2 separate regions of the Homo sapiens genome follow, and region 1 is linked to region 2. A link is a loop called in an ENCODE intact Hi-C map of the cell type or tissue named here. Cell type or tissue: endothelial cell of umbilical vein. All regions are shown on one strand. Each heading gives the region's core, and the rest is flanking DNA. Links, peaks and the distances in the headings are about the cores only. Region 1 overlaps MPDZ (multiple PDZ domain crumbs cell polarity complex component). Region 2 holds the start of LURAP1L-AS1 (LURAP1L antisense RNA 1).

Region 1 (8,344 bases), core at 202-8,201, 450 kb before region 2:
TTCCAACCCTTTCCCATCACATTCACAGTTTTCTGGGCTAGGAAATGCAGTTATCCTATGCTGTTTTACAAAACTATAGCATTGGAATGGCTCTTCATTCTGATTTAATCTATTGAATATATATCGGGTTAGACTAAGTCACAAAGTATTTTTAGCTCTTTGGCTGAGGGAGGAAAATGAGAAGAAATAGCCCTGGGGCCTGGGTTATTGCTCCCTAGCTAGCTTCATTAAGATGTTCAGTGAACATCTGTTGGATGCTAAAGTCAACCTATTCAGCCCCTATCCTTTTCTCAAGGAGGTGGGAGGGAGTGTTTAACTGTTTTATTGTGGTATAAGTTATAATTGTTTAACTGTTTTATTGTGGTATAAGTCATAATTGACAATAAACTACACATATTGAGAGTGTACAATTTGTTGAATTTTGGCTGTTTTGAAGCTATCCCCCACAATCAAGATAGTGAACATATCCATCACCCCCGAAAGTTTCCTCATGCATCTTGGTAGTCCTTTCCTCTACCCACCCCTCCCATCTCCAAGTAAACTACTCATTTGCTTTATGTCACTGTAGATTAGTTTGCGTTCTCTAGAGCTTTAAATACATGGAATCATACAGTATGTTCTCTTTTGTCTGACTTCTTTCACTATGTGATTATTTTGGGATTCATCCATGTTGCCTGTATTCATAGTTCAGTACTGGTCATTGCTGAGTAGTAGTCATTGCATGGATATACCATTAAAGAGTTTTTAAGTCATTTAGAACTCTCCTGCACTTCCGTTGTCTTATGGTGCGTATTCATTCTTGGTTTTGTGAGGGAGGAAAAATTTTACTCTTTGAGGTTCTATAAGTGAGGCCTGTGAATTAAAACTAACAGAACACAGATTAACATTTAATTGATGTTTTTAATTTCATATTCATGGGGGCTACGCAGAAAAGAAGAGACCCAAAGAAGAGGATAGATTTGGGGTTTTTGCATCATTTTCATGATAAAAGTTGTTCTCACTGGTAAGGGAGAGATGATCATCTTTACAAACGGACATTTCTGTCACATTTACAAAGGGAATTTTGTGTTCTACTTTTACACAGAAAGGGCCAGGGGAGAGAGTGCTCCTGTCTTCCGTTTCCTATTTGCCTTCAGTTCAAAATAATACTGATGCCAAAGTAGCATATTTTGGAGTGGCATGTTCTGATCCCCTTTGGATTCAACTGTGTGAGTCCGACTTTTGTATTTGATGGTGTTTCTCAGTCTTCTTAAATTCATGCCCCATTTTGATAAACATAACATAGAAAATTTAAAGGCCCTTATTTAAATGTTGGAGCTACAAAATATGTAAGTCAATAGTTTAAAAAATACTACCGGTAATTGTAAAAAAGATTTAAAAATATTTAATTTTGAAAGATAGGAGATGATTAAGTAAAAAGTCAGGAGATTATTGAGGCTTTCCATAAACTTTTGTATCCTACCGTATGAAGAGTTTAAGCACAGCACAGTAGTTTCAGTATTGAACCCAATGCTTTATTTTGACTGCTTGCTAAATATTCCTCACCCACTTGCATGTTTTCTGTAATTCTTACCATGTTTGATAGATCTGTCACTCCTGTGACAAATGTATATGACAGTCATATAGTGAATTGGATAACAAAGGAGTAATTTGGTGCTGAAATTATTCAAATAATTGCCATTCTGTATATGTTACAATTCAGATCATCAAACACCCCAAGAGTTGGAGAGGGGAAGATCTGCATCATTCTAGATCAGCTCTGGCCAATGGAAATATCATGTGAGCCACATATGTAATTTTAAGTTGTCTGTAGCCACAGTGAAGAAAAAAGCAGAAGTAGGTGAAATTAATTTTAATAATATATTTTGTTTAACCCAGTTTCTTCAAATTATTCTTTCAAAATATAATCAGTGTAAACATTGTTGAGATATTTTACTTTCTTAAAAAAAAAAAAAAGCTCTCCAAAATATGCCATGTCTTTTACCCATGTCTTTTATCATATTGCCTTTAGAACTAGCCAAGGTGTAAGTGCCCAGTAGTGTGTTTCAGTGTGGCTCCTGGCTACTGTGTTGGTCAACACAGCTTTAGCTCATGCAGCTAAGCTATAAGGTCAGATGAAATCAAGAAATAAGATGTCTTCATTCTGTTATGAAAACCTGTTATGTTGGCTGGAACCACTCAGCCTTTTTTGGGTCATTTGTAATGTTTATATATTGTCTGTACCTTCTGATCACTTAATTGAAGTGACGAACAAAATAAATAAAACAACATTTAAAGCAGATGTCCTTTCTGGATTATTACGAAAGTAAAAGTTGGTTTGTGCTCTTAATATTAATGTTTAGTCTTTTGAGTGCCAGAGTAAAAAGCAGTTAATGGAGGCATTTAAATAGTAGATGAGTTAATTAAGAAGCAAATAGTCACGTTCATTGAAAGAATAAGCCCTTTTAAAATGCTTTCATGGAGAAAATATCACTTGTCAAGATAACCCCAATGAATCCTATAGAATTACATATGGTAACTAAATAGTGTAGCTTGTTACATTATCTGTGAATTAGTAATTAGGAGATCGAATTGCTGCATGCTTATTTATCTTATATGGCTAAGGTACGTGTTCAGATAGGTTCATAGTAATTTGGATTTCTTCATGCAATTTTCCCTTATCTGAACTACCTGGAATCTTGCCAGCAAGATGTAAATTGTCATTTCTTGCTGAATTTTCTTAGTGTATTCTCAGCAGTGTGGACTACCAATGACTGACAAGCTTATCAGCGGATTTAGACAGTAACATCTCTTTGCTGGCAGAGGACTACAGGGTTCTCTCTAGGAATTCTTTGGTACAGATTATGAAAAATACTTCTTTTATTGTGAACAGATTTTATTTTTTTCTTGTTTGTATGCATGTTCAATTAACAGAAGCACTAGAGGTACATTTGTTTTGGTTTAGTATGGAGCTGAATAAGAAAGGATCATGGCAAATTTTATTTTTTTAGATAATATGCTCCTCTCTATATGTACACTATTTCATCTTGGAGCTTGCAGGAATGTTATTGATTCCACTAGGATTTTTAATTTATCTCACAGCCATTACTTCTGGTGCTGGGGATATAGCCCTGAGAGAAAAAGGAAACAACAGCAACACAAAACTTCCTACCTTCATGAAATTAAAATTCAATTATTTCCTGTTTTCTAGAGGCATTTCAAACTCAGTATGTCCAAAAGGAATATAACCATATTTCTCTTTCCTCTAAAACCATATATTTATCTTTCTGCTGTTCTTTTGGCTAAATGATGTCCTGATAGTTCTAGTTTCCCAGATTAAAATCACTGGGAGAGTTGACCTCTGTTTGTCTCACTCATTCACCCCTCCTGGCCCTAACAGTTACCAACTGGTCACTGAGTCCTTTTGATTGCCTCTAATGAATGAGTCTGTATCTTTTCTTTTTTTTCTTGCCATTACCTTCATCTAGGCTCTCATCTTTTTCTATGAGGTTTTTTTAACAACCTAACATCTGGTTGTATTATCATTAGTTCTTTTCCCTCTTTGGTGGAATATTTACACTATTGCAAGAATTGTTTTATCAGAAAATAAATTTTCTCTATCCCTGTAATCCCTGTACCCTCCAAACTCCCTCCCCAATGTCCCTGCATGGTCCAGCATGCCTGCAGGGCAAAGCCCCAGTGAGGCCATGGAAACATTACCTTCCTAGCTCCTGTCATTCTGGACCCAAGTACTGCAGCCTCACTGTCATCAAATTATCTGGGTTCTTTATGGTTTTGTTGCCTTAGCAGATGTCCTTCCCTTAGTGAGAAATGCCTTTCCCTTTACTGCTCTCCTCCACACTCTCCTTATCGGCTCATACTTCGAGATGATTCATGTGTCATATCTCTTACAAATTCTTTCTGACTCACGTTGGCAGTATTGAATTCCTCTGTACTCGGAACTTTACCTATCACGTTGCCGTATAATTACTTACCGTTTTCCACTAAATTGGGAGCTCAGAAGTTAGATAGTTATCCTCATTCTTCTTTTGTCATATGCTTCAGTGACAGAGGTGGATAAAGACTTGGGGGCCTGAAGTATATGGAATTTGGGGTGGTTGTCTGAAAAATAATAGAAAATTATAAATACAAAATTAGATATAAAAAATTTATTTGAATAAGAATTGAAGGATCCTATGCAAGTACCTTCATGCTAAATCTTTCTATACACATGCTAAATCTTCCTATACACATGGCTAGGAATATGTAAGTGCTCACTTAATACTTGATGAATTGGTGTGGTTTTTTGGGATGTATTATAAGTACCATCTGTATATCTAGATCTCTCTCTCTCTATGTGTGTATATATATATATATATAATTTTCCTTTTGCTGTTCATTTTTTAAAATTGAAACATGATTAATTAGCCATTCTGATGCTAATACTGTTGCTAATAATAAATGTCTAATGCTTCCATGCTTCTTCCCATTTCCAAACACTTTTGAATACCTTATCTTACAGGATTTTGACAACTGAGTCACAAGGAAAGTGACTCAGACTTAATGACTCTGTGTTTTGCTACTTTGTGCGTGAAGGAAAAGGGAGCTGAAGTTCTTCCTTTGAGATCAGATTTCACTTTGGTGGGAGAAATGACAGTTCTTCCTGTGCGTCTGTAACCTCAGTCAGCACCACTTTGCTCTATATTCTGTTAGCCTGGTGAATGCTAAGGAATTTTCTGAGAGTTTTCCAAATCATCTCAGTGCCATTCCATCTTTCCATCCCTTCTCCCTTTCAGCTTCCTCAATTATTTCTTCTTCCTTTCCTCCCCTGTTACTTGTGTCTTGCCATACATCAAACACATTCTTCTCCATGTCTTTTCTCAGATAAATTGATACTTTTAAGTGTCATTACTTTGAATAAGCTGAATTTTGTAGTTTGCAATTTTCAAATTCATTTCTGCTTCTTGGAAGTACTATGGGGTGTGTCTTGGGATCCTGAGTAGTGTAAAAAGTACACATAATTTTCAGCAATGGAAAAGAAGATATCATAAAGCTCTGTACTTTACAGCATAGGTAAGACAGCTCTATTACTTAAAAGCTTCATGAAGGAGAAAACACTATCTTTCTGAACCTCAATTTTCTTGTCTGAAAATGAGGGTATAAAGTATGGAGCTCTTGGTAGGATTAAAGGAAATGCATATTTGTAAAGGACATAGGTTTTGTTTAAGAAAACAGGGATATTTGGAAGCTATTATAAACAAATGGTTTCATTTCAAACAGTAAAACTGACGCCAATTTCATTGCCTAAAAAATTTACTTATGTAGCCTATTTTATTTTCTGGGAAAGTCATTATTATAACATGCGATAGCAGTCAATTCTTAAATGCAATTTTATTATTAGTTGTTATTGAATAGCATTTTTAAGAACCCCAAATAATAGATTGTTGCTTTAAATTGTGTATTGCAACCAAGCCTACATTTTAGACATTCCAGTGATGAATATATATTTGGAAAGTTTTGCCTCTTGGAGTATTTGGTGGTGGGTATATTCCTGAGGAATAAAGTTGCCTTTTTACATCAGCGAAATGATATGGAAAGTTAGTTTGTTACTTAGCGACTCTAGTCAGGGTAGACATCCCTCTAATTAAGGCTTTTAAGCCTTTGTCCTTCTTAATTCCTTCCTCCTCCTTCTCTTTCTCTGCCCCCAAATCCTTGAGTAGCTGAATGAGATTACTTTTGCATGAAACTATTCAGATAGTTATTGACATTTCATTATATAGACTTTTCAGTACCCCACATAATAATGGCTGAAGAAATATGATTGCTTAATAAAAGGTCTGAGTTAGGGAGCCTTGGAAAAGTTATAGTATTTTCTTTGACTCTCTACTGAATCTATTAAATGTGGTCTTAACAAGTTATGTGTTTGGAAAGAGTAAAAGCTTACAAAATTTTCTTACATCTTCAAATAATTAAGATTGATAATTGAAAAAAAATTGTTGATTTCTTCTGTCTGCTGAATTTAAGGGTTCTGAATTGCTAAATACTCCACCAAAAGTATTGCAAAGAATGGGCCAAGAGAAGGAGAAAGAGAATGTGATTGTTCACAAGCCCTTCTCAGTACATGCATCTGTGGTACTTCTCCGTGCAGAGTTGGAACTAAACCAACAGGAGTCAAACCACTAGTCACCACAAGCACAGTACAGGAGAGAAAAACAACCACATTAAATATTATTCCAAAATGCTGTTTTCTTCCCAGAGGACTTCCGATGAGAAATTTGAGCCTGCTCTTTCCTGAGTGAAGTTTGTAAACTTTGTTCCTGTCCACATTCAGCAAAGGGAAATCATGAAAGCCACTGACTGAATTTAGGAGGCGCTGATGGTTGGGGAAGGATAAAAATATCTAATTATGTATAGTACTTATAGCTCAGTGATACCTAAGGAGTTTATGCAATATACAACACTCTTCATAATTTTTGTAGAAAAGATTCCAGGACGGGAGAAGCCATTTGAAATGGTAATAGAGAAATTGTGGAAGTAGAGTTATTTTAAGAGTTGGGAAAGTCCTAGAAAATGATCTTGGGAGAATATATAAACCTGAAGTTGGATGGGGAGGTATGTTGAAGCAGCATGATTGTAATACTATGGTCTTCTCTCCTACCTCCTAGTTCCACAGTTTTGTCTGTATTGGAAATATCGTCTCCATCCTTTAACACTTTCCCCTGAGGAGCCACTCAGTCACAACTGACAAGCCACCTATTGTTCTGCCCCAGTGTCATCGAGATCTCACAAAGTCAATGAAAATCCTGTCCCTGAGAGGGCAGCTGAGAAATGGCAGACATGTTTTGTACTATCACCTCCGACAGCAGTTGGTAGGTTCTAACAGAGACCAGCTGCCAACTATATTTCTGGGTCCCATGGGTATGCTTTTGAGTACCAAATGCTTTCTTTTCTTCTTTTCTTTTTGAGATGGAGTTTCGCTCTTGTTGCCTGGGCTGGAGTGCAATGGTGCAATCTCGGCTTACCGCAGCCTCTGCCTTCCAGGTTCAAGTGATTCTGCTGCCTCAGCCTCCCCAGTAGTTGGGATTACAGGCATGCGCCACCACACCTGGCTAATTTTGTATTGTTAGTAGAGACTGGATTTCTCCATATTGGTCAGGCTTTTCTTGAACTCCCGACCTCAGGTGATCTGACCGCCTCAGCGTCCCAAAGTGCTGGGATGACAGGTGAGAGCCCAAATGCACGGTCGACCTGCCCAGGACACAGTCGACCTGGGCTCATTGAATTGCCTCATTCCAGGCAGGCAAAAGAGCAGGAGGTAAGAGCCTGAAGTAATTTCCCTGGAGAATTTGTTGCCAGTGTAGGAACTGCACTGAAGAATTCTGTGGCACAAAGTTAAGTCTTCTGCATGTTTTAGATTTCCCCCAAGAAAATAATGTGGCTACAGTGAGTGCTTTATGGGCAGCCTCTGGAGTTTGGCATTGACACATTGTTGTGTTCACCTGCAAGGGCAGCTCTTGGAAGAATCCCCCTGCCTGGTTCTATGCAAGAAATATGCCTGGCATCTTGTGTCTTGGCCCTTAACACTGAAAATGTGGTACAAATAGGGGCAATCTGCCCAACAACCTGCATTCCTTTGGGTCTAACTAAGGAGTGAGAGAACAGAAGAGGCCAAATCTTAATTCTCAGAACTTAAATCTTTCCCCTCAGTCACCATGTTTGGTGTGAGTTAACAGTTTGAGGGGAGGGTCCCCTGTCCAATAGAGATACATTAAGGAACATTATGAATGAAAAGTATGTAAAATGGATGTTCAGAGAGAAGGTGTTAGAATCCATAGTTCCCTAATGTGTATTTTGGACTCTTTTTTTTTTTTTTTTTAAATTATGGGTGAGGGTTAATGGGGAAGGAAATAAATATAATGCAATGGGCTATAAACGATTGGTTTAAACATTTTTAGAAAAGGAAAGTCAGACCTTTCAGAGGGTCGGTTGAGTTAGTCCAGCAGTCCAGGGTTCTGATCCCAGACACACCACTGATTTGTTATGTAATCAAACCTCAGTGAGCTTTAGCTTCTCTCTGACCTATATGTTTTTTGACGCTCCTTTCAACTTTAAAATTAACTTTATAGTCGAGCGTAAGCAGTAAATAAGGGTATTTAACTCAAAGTATCATAAAATATATATAATTCTGGAAGTGGATATGAATCTGCTAATATTCTTTATAAAAGTTGTGTATCTATGTGTTTTAGGAAATCTGCAGGTAAAGTAAGAATGTATATACTGTTTGAAAGATCATTTTGCCTCAGACCAACCATCTTAAAAATAAAAATAACTTTCAAAAGCCAAAGCAAATGTAATGAACATGTTT
Region 2 (8,344 bases), core at 224-8,223:
GTTTCAAAAGAATAAAAATATATCTATGAATACAAAAAACATAAAGTACAATTTAAAATCCATTAATTTTGCTGGAATACTGAAGTGACTTGAGTCACTTCATCTTCTCTGAACAAAGCACTAAAAATAAATTGCACAGGAAGTAACAAAGAAAATTACTTTTCACTGAGACGTTCATGAACAGAAGGATGTGAACTTAGCCTTGAGAAGCCCCTCTATTTGTTGGGGTGTCTCAATAACCTTGCAATGACTTTATGTTGAGGAAGGAGGTTTCTGACAGTCTTTATGTTTAAATTCCTCCGCACACCCTATGAGCCAGGAAGACAATGGTCAAGTTACAAGTAATATAACAAACATTTATAAATCACCAACAATTTGCCTAGGTCCACTGAGCAGCCCAGAAAAATCAATATGAGTCAAACTTTTGCAAAATCATTCAGCAGGCATCTGTAGCTGATAAAACATGCTGGCCCCTTATAAGCCATGGCAGAATATCAATCTGACCATTTCCCAATAGCCACCCAAATAAATCACGGCTGCATTTATTCACATCTCCACCCTCTCCCATGAAAATGTTCCAGCCCATTCCCAGCTCTGGGCATGCTCCTCTGTCATTCCCCATTCTTGAAAAACTTCACTCTCTTCCTCTCCAAATACTCCCCATTCTTCAAGTCATACTTCTCTCGTCAAGCACTACTTGAGGGCTCCAGCCTCCTCTGCTGGCCTGCTTCACCACTACCGTCCTGTTAGCTTATCTCCTAACATAGCTTAACTTTGTACTGTCATATACTGCCAATGATTGTCTTTTAGCAATTTCAACTAGGCTGTGAGCTCCTTAAAGAAAGAAGCCATGTCTCACATTTCTTCCTTATCTTAAGGTCTGTACTAAGCATTGCTTGATTTTTGGAAATAGTCATAATTGGTTGATTTTTGGAAATAGCCATAATTTTAGGAACTGTGAAAGTTTAGCTCTTAAGACAGTAGTAATACACGTTCCTAACAACTATGCCACCAGGGGTTAAAACATACTTAGAATACATTTTTTGTCAGCAATTTTTCTCTGACTTACACAGTGGCTGCATCAAGTACAAGTTTTTCAGTTTTATTAAGCAGTAAGAAGAAAAGAGGAGTGGACTATGAAGTAACAAAAGCTTCCTTTGACCATGAAATGACTTATTTAAATAAGAAAATCTTTTTTTTTTTTTTTTTTAGTGGAAGCAAAACATTCACAGGCCATTGAACTACTGTTGGGGAAAAAAACGACACAAGCAAGTCAGTTAGAACGTGTTGATCTGGTTGATAATGATTATAGATTCAACTATGTCTAACCCTGTGTCCTCCCGGGAGAGAGTAAACAGCTTCCCACCGTGGGAGCGCTGGGCACGTCAGTTCACACGCTGGCAGGTCCATTACCAGGAGCTCCAGGCACAGAGAGTCCTGGGCTGGCCCAGCTGCTGCACTCTGCTTTCTCCAAGCACCAAGGTGCAGTTATGCTACCGATGACCCTTGAAAGTATGAGCAATTCACCAAACAACTAAATCACAATGACTCTTCTGTCTCTAGTAGCTGCCCCGCCTTTCCTCACTGTTATTCATTTCAGTCTTAATGAAGTCTAGCCATCAATTAAAAATAGAGTAGCCTTGCCCTTGCAGCATGAAACTGTGTGGTTCCTTCTGTTGGAGTCTTATAAGGTCCCTCAACTTGACTCTGAGGATACTGAGAGTTGAGATCTCCTAAAGGTCTGAGTTTAAATGTCACCTCCTAGGAGAAACTGATTCCTGATCAATCATAATATGCAATACCCATGCCTTGATTAATATTACATTTCCATGTATATTTCCTTCATCATATTTATGACTAGTTGAAATCATAATCTTTCTAATGGATTTACTTATTATTTTCTCTTCCCCCCATGAGCATGGAAGCACCACAGAGTGCTTGGGTCTTGATCTTTCCTGGTCACCACTCTATGCCAAAACCTGGAAGAGTATCTCACACAAGTAGGTGCTGAATTAGTACCTGTCCAACATCTGAATAAGAAACTTTGCTTCAGATTGGATTGTCTGTTGGAATCTCGGGTTTTGCTGTGGGTCAGTAATATGTGACTTGAGAGGGAAAAAAAAAGTAGCTTCGGGAAAGAACATTTCAATATTGAAGCGTTCCCAGCAGATAATGCCTTCTATTCCTTCTCCAGATTCAAACACCGAGTAACTGGTGTGAGGTTATTCCTAGCTTAAATTTACAGAATATGAGATAGTATCTCTAAAAGGAAGTGGACTTCAAGGTGTAAGTCACACTCCAAACATTATTCTATTTGTTCAGAGGTGATAACCGATACTAGCACAGCATGGGTGTTCTGTAAACACTTGGCAAAATGAACTGAACAAAGGGAACAAACAACCAGGACATGTACCAAAAAACAACAACGACAAAAATAAGGTTTAGACTGATCGGTCCAAAGGTCCAAAGAGATGTGGATGTCCTTTCCTCTTTTCCTCTTCACTTCCCCTCCTCTACTCTGGTCCTTACAGTTTATGTCATATGGTTCAGCTTCCTACTTAGTCTCTCAGGCTTCAGGATTATGATGTCACAGGTCTCTGTATTTTAGGGAGAATGTTGAGATTTCATGTCATTTTTTTGACAGGTGATGAACTGAGTCTATGGTAGAACTTGAAATGAGGAATCTTGAAGGAGAAAATATTCTTAACAGCAAACTTTCCCAGATATCTTTTTTTCTTCTAGAGTGCCATTTAAAAATTGAAAGAATACAAAGGTTATGCATTGGCACAATGGAATCTAAGAAAAAAATGCAGTCGGAGTTTTGGTTGCTAACCAAGTTGACTTCTTTGTGGTGTTGTATGAGGAACATGGTACTGACTCCAATCTGCCACTGCCACTATCTTCCTATTTGACCTTTGGGGAAAGTGGCTTGGCATACAGGACCTCAGTTTCCTTATACATGAAGAAAAATCAGGAGATTTCATTCCGAGCTGCAGTGAACCATGGGACTCAGTGAAGGTGGTAAAGTAGTTCTGTGAACAAAGACTAATCTTACCCAATAAGAAGACTGAATTCAACTGAGGCATCCACCTAACATATCTGCTTTTCATACTGAGATTTCGTTTCAGATATTTAATAACGTCTTATAACATTTCAGGCATTTAATGTTTAATTTAATAGGAAGAGTCTACAGATCAGATAATCCCAGGATTTCCTTCCATTTCGACATATTCTCTGATATTTTGCCATTCCTGTGGCCATTTGATTACGAAATTGTTTACGTTATGAGAAAATTATTCAGGCTATAGAGGAGACAGAAGAATCAATTCTGCTGCTCAGTAACTCCAGCAAAAGATGTAGCTGGTAAAAACTCATGGCTAAGGCTAGAAGTTTGGGTTTGATGTTAATTTGAGGTACTTTATCAGAAATTTTGTCATAATAATTTTTGCTCTCACCATTTGGGTTTGAATAAAAATCATTTTTGTATTCCACTCCAAGACAAACGTGCATATCATCTTTAATATGTCTATATATTAACTGAAATGTGCACATGAGCTGCTGAATATATCTTCCAAATAGGGACATTTTTTGCCTTTCTGGAGCCTTGGATAGCATCATATACTCAGGTTTCTCATAAAGCCCTCCTCCATTATTGTTACCCTTTTATTTATGAATGTCAACTAGTCAGATAAAAGCAGGCCACCTCCTAGTTATACATTTGTATGGTAAAATCCACAATATTCAAGATGTAAATCCCAACCATCCTGCAAGCTGTAATATGAATTAGAAGGAAGAAGGACTTCTTTGCAAGTCCATAGTCACATACATTGAAGGAAGAAAGATTAGACTTGCTTTTTAATGTGATGCTCTAACCCTAGTTTCTCATTAGGAGAAACTAATCATCGTTCTCTCTGATTTGTAGTTGGTGGAAGAGAGTTTAGTTCTGTCAGGGCCTCTTTTCTATCCACATTTATTTTAGAATATATTTTTAAAAGTCTATATAAACTGAAGAGCTGTTTAAAAGCACTTGGAGTATTGTTTTTCCAGCAATTTATTCCAGTTTGTTTGCTTGTTCCTTTTGCATAAGCTCCTTGTGTTCAAATTTGCCCTCTCTCCAAATTCAGGACATCCTCAATTTGATGATCACAGAAGATTTTCTGCCTACCCATCCTTAAAATTTCCAGCAGTGTTTTCAATATCTATACTTATAAATCACTCCTCTGTTTTCTCAGAAGATCCATAAAAATATTATCATCTTTTTGCAGCCTGAGAAGACACTGTACAACATTTCCACTCACTGTTTTTGGTTTGGAATGCTTCAGGTGAAAAGCCTACAATTATGCAAAAGTCAGTGCTGTTCCTTCCACCAAAGCTTTCTTTCACTTTCTCAGTCAGTTCAAAATTTACAACAAAATTTGTTTCTAACTGGGCAACAGAGGATTCCCTTTCACATCAGTCAGCTTTGTCTTCCTCCATTTTTGTTGTTTATATGTGGAACTGAACAATAACTGAAACAGTTCACTCTTTTCCCAGAACGTTATAGAAAAGTAATTTCCCCAAGGACTAAATTACATACATAAAAATACTGTCATCAGCACAGTGGACTGATTGATGTTGTTTTGATAAAGTAGAAAGCTGTATCTGGTGTATTTGAAAGGAGCACATGTGACTCCTGTGAATCATAAGCATAAATTCCGGCCACCAGGCCTGCTCGTGAGATCTGTACAGTTTCTGCTGGTGAGTCATCTGATTGCCAAAGTAATACATGCAGCTTTTCAGTATGATTTCATCAGATTCTAGGTCCAATTGATACTTAGATGCCTGTGATGTCAATTCCTTTTCCATAATCTAATACAGTGAAAACTGTTTCCCTGAATATTTTCAACATGAATGTGCAAAGAGTAATTTAGGCTGATGCAATCGGCTATAAATCACCTGAGCCGAGATTCATTTAGAATGATCTAATGAAAACATGGACTCCCCATATTCACAGCAGAGAAGTTTTTCACATTGAACACAGACCAGAGAAGTGTTTCCACTAATTTATAGTAAGTATTGTGCATGTGTGTCTTTTCAATTTAGAACTTAAGATATTCTTTTCACATGGTAGACCAGGGCATGTTAATGTGCTCCTCCGTGATCTGTAGTGGCCACAGTTACATTGTAAGGGAAGGACACAGGGTAGTGTGCCAGTAAATGTTTAACAAGCAGCTTCCTGGGAAAAATAAACATGCACACACACACATGCATGCATATATACTACAAAATATAATACAAATTGTGCTGATATAGAAGATGTATAACACACACTTGACAGATAATAATAAAATATACAGCACTTTTTATTGTCAATTCCATATAACCAACTGATTTCAGAGAATGTTTTATTTATTCTTGCTGAACTGTTGTATGTATAGCAAACTATGGACGCAGTTCAAACAAAATGTCACAAATACAGTTAATCTCAATTGATAATTCATTCCTCAATAATTGTTATTGTTACACCTGATATGTGATCCACTGTTAAATTATTTTTCACTTAGTGAAAACTATATTAATTAAACTGAAATTTGTTTCAGCCTCAGCATGGGTTATGTTGGAATTTTACTGGTTCATCAATGATGTCAGCAATTTCTTCACTGAATTGAATAACAGTTTTCAAATACATGGAGAATATTTCCTTTTTTTGGCACTATTGGAAATGTAATAACTAGGGACATGCCACAAATTTCAATTTCAATCTGCAGTATTAAAATTTTCTCTATCACTTAAGTCTAGACAACCAATAAAATAAAAATCAAGTTCTGCTTTATAGTGTTTTTAAATTTCTGTAGCATAAATACTCCTACATGGCCAATTTGAATCTGTCTATAGAATGTCCTTAAACATAAACATGGGATTGATAAGAGATACTCGGTACTAGAGCATATACGGTATTTTCACCCTGTGAATAAAATAGATGTTTTAAAAACCTCAAAAAATCATGAAAGTAAAATGTAGTAAAATAATTAGGATGCCATGAATTTTGAGTATTTATTACCTTTGTTTTAAATTATAGGTTTATATAAATACTTAACTAGTAGGTTTATATAAATACTTTAAATTTTAATAATGTCTGTGATTGGCAACTAGTTCACAAAACTCCTGAAAATTTAACAAAAAGCTCACACATCTCAGTAGATATTAGCTTCAGTGTACCATTGAGGAGGTACGGAATGAAGGCTTTACTTAATTGATTGCATTTTGTAATAAGCAGATTAGAGACTTGCATTTTACCCCTTAGGGCTTTTATTTTTCTAGACGTAATTAAAATCTGAAGGTAATCTTATCTTTTCCATTGAATAAAATTTGAGATAGATGTAAAATATTTATACCAAAGTTTTTAGTGTCTTTTCTGGAAAGATTTCAAAAACTGAATATAAATGACTCAGCATTGTTGAGACATGAAATATACTGAAAAAGGGAATAAGCCAGGTATCTAAACTCAGTTGAACATTTATGCTTTTGTATTATAATAATTTTTGATGGCTATATTTCTAAAATAAGAGGCCACTGTTATAAACAGTAGGCTTTATAATGCAGAGTTGTTCAGCAATGCATTTGAAGATTGTTGAGGAGATAGGACTGTAATCTCTATTTTTACATGATTCCTGACATCTTTTCTACTCAAATGCTTTATCTTCTCTTTTAGTAATTTCTTGATACTATAATTAAATCTGTTTGCCGTGGATCTTATGCCCCATATTTCTTCTTCATTCTCCCAATTCTATTTCCTACACGCTATGTGCAGCCCAGTAGTGCTTTAGTAAACTTACTTTGTAAAATTTTTTGTAGGGGAGAACTGACTTGAAAAGAAAAGTGATCTCTGTATTTCTTACAAAGGCAACAGAGAGTGAGTAAAAATAAGTGAGGAAGCAATCTCTGCAACAGAATAAAATGGATGGGCGCTGCTCCTAGAGCAGAGATCTTCAACCTTGAATGTACCTATGGATCAAATCTTGTTAAAATTTAAATTTTGCTCACCAGTTTTATGATTCTGTACTTCTAACAAGTTCCCAGTTGTTACCAATTGTGGTAGGCAGTCTCAAAGATATCTCCCAATAACCACCCTCTTCTGGTATCTACATCCTTACGTAGTTCCCTATCCTGGTATCGGATGGGCCTATTGACTTATTTCTAAATAATAGACTATGGCAAAAATGATGAGGTGTCATTTCTGAGAAAAGGTTACAAAAAGATTGTGGCTTCTGCCTTGGGCACACTCTCTCAAATGCTTGCTCTGAATGAAGCCATCTACAATGCTGTGAACTGCCCCTTGTGAGATGCATAAAGTAAGGAACTGAGATCTCTGGACAACAGCTAGCAAGGACATAGACCTGTCGACTGCTACTGGCCATGTGATTGAGCTGGGAAGTGGATCCTCCCTGGATCGAGCCTTGAGATGACTGCAGCCTCATCAAGGCACCTTGATGGCAGATTTGTGAGAGACCCCGATCCAGGGGCCTTCACTTGATCTGTGCCCAGACTCCCTAATATAGAACTGTGAGATAATACATGTTTGCTGTTTTAAGTTGTTAAGATTTGGGATATTTGTTATGCAGCTTGAATAACTAATACACCAATGCTGTTGGTATATAGACCACACTTTAGCAAGGTCCTAGAGATCTTTCCACTTGTGGATAATTTTGTTGATAGACGCTGAATCACTGTCTGTGGCATGATACTTTACCAGTACATTGCTTTGTAGTTTGAATAAAAGGAACAAATAGAGTAAGTAGTTAAATACTTGTTAACAAAAACAAAAAATGTTCAAGGAAACTGAAGGTGATTATTGAAAGAGCCATTCGCATCTACAGGAGGACAGCTTTTCTTTCCCCTAAGAGAAATTGATTTCTTACCCTGAAGGAGAAATGACAGATGATTTATGTTTGATAATTAATGACAAAAATGATGCTTTCAACATATTTCACTTATAAATTATATCCCCTATAACCTGAGGGTCATGAAAGTAGGGTATACATTGATAAGATAATAGACTAAACTTAGATAATAACATTCAGATATAATTTAAAGAGCTTAAAATGCAGCGAGATTAACTAAACTGAAACTACTAAATTTTCAATATTGACAACTTTATTAAGTTGCAATCTTGCTTTTCAGAATTCCTCATTTAATTTCAAAATGTGCTTTGAGTTGGCCTCAGTAGGAGAAAAAGAGGAGGTGATTAGGATGGTAATAAAAGTTACTTAGGTTTATTGAGTTTCCTTCTAGGAGTTAATTCTTTTTCACAGGTTAACATTTTTTTTATAAAAGACCTGTACAATGGCCCTTTGCATAGGAAATA

What was found. Hi-C counts contacts between places; a loop is a spot of excess contacts. Peaks named below come from ENCODE experiments on the same cell type or tissue, not always from the same donor. Only the 100,000 strongest peaks of a DNase experiment are listed, where the experiment ranks them.
Region 1: it touches region 2 in a loop (11-fold over the local background); 2 of 110 quality-filtered maps call a loop at or near these places.

Annotation. Positions count from the first base shown.
Region 1 is chr9:13,264,168-13,272,511 of GRCh38, reverse strand. The region is part of intron 1 of MPDZ (multiple PDZ domain crumbs cell polarity complex component); the gene reads left to right. Among named protein-coding and RNA genes, the nearest start is that of MPDZ, 11 kb to the left of the region's middle. RefSeq lists a silencer at 6,008-6,302. In endothelial cell of umbilical vein, for the core only: no CTCF peak of the experiment used is centred there; DNase peaks (open chromatin) are centred at 2,731, 3,881, 4,581 and 6,141; H3K27ac peaks cover 4,561 bases.
Region 2 is chr9:12,810,997-12,819,340 of GRCh38, reverse strand. All of the region lies in intron 1 of LURAP1L (leucine rich adaptor protein 1 like), which reads right to left. It overlaps LURAP1L-AS1 (LURAP1L antisense RNA 1), which reads left to right and starts at 4,952. Exons shown (of 4, transcript NR_125775.1): 1 at 4,952-5,048. RefSeq lists an enhancer at 4,140-5,339. In endothelial cell of umbilical vein, for the core only: CTCF peaks have their summits at 4,517 and 4,719; a DNase peak (open chromatin) is centred at 4,720; H3K27ac peaks cover 2,636 bases.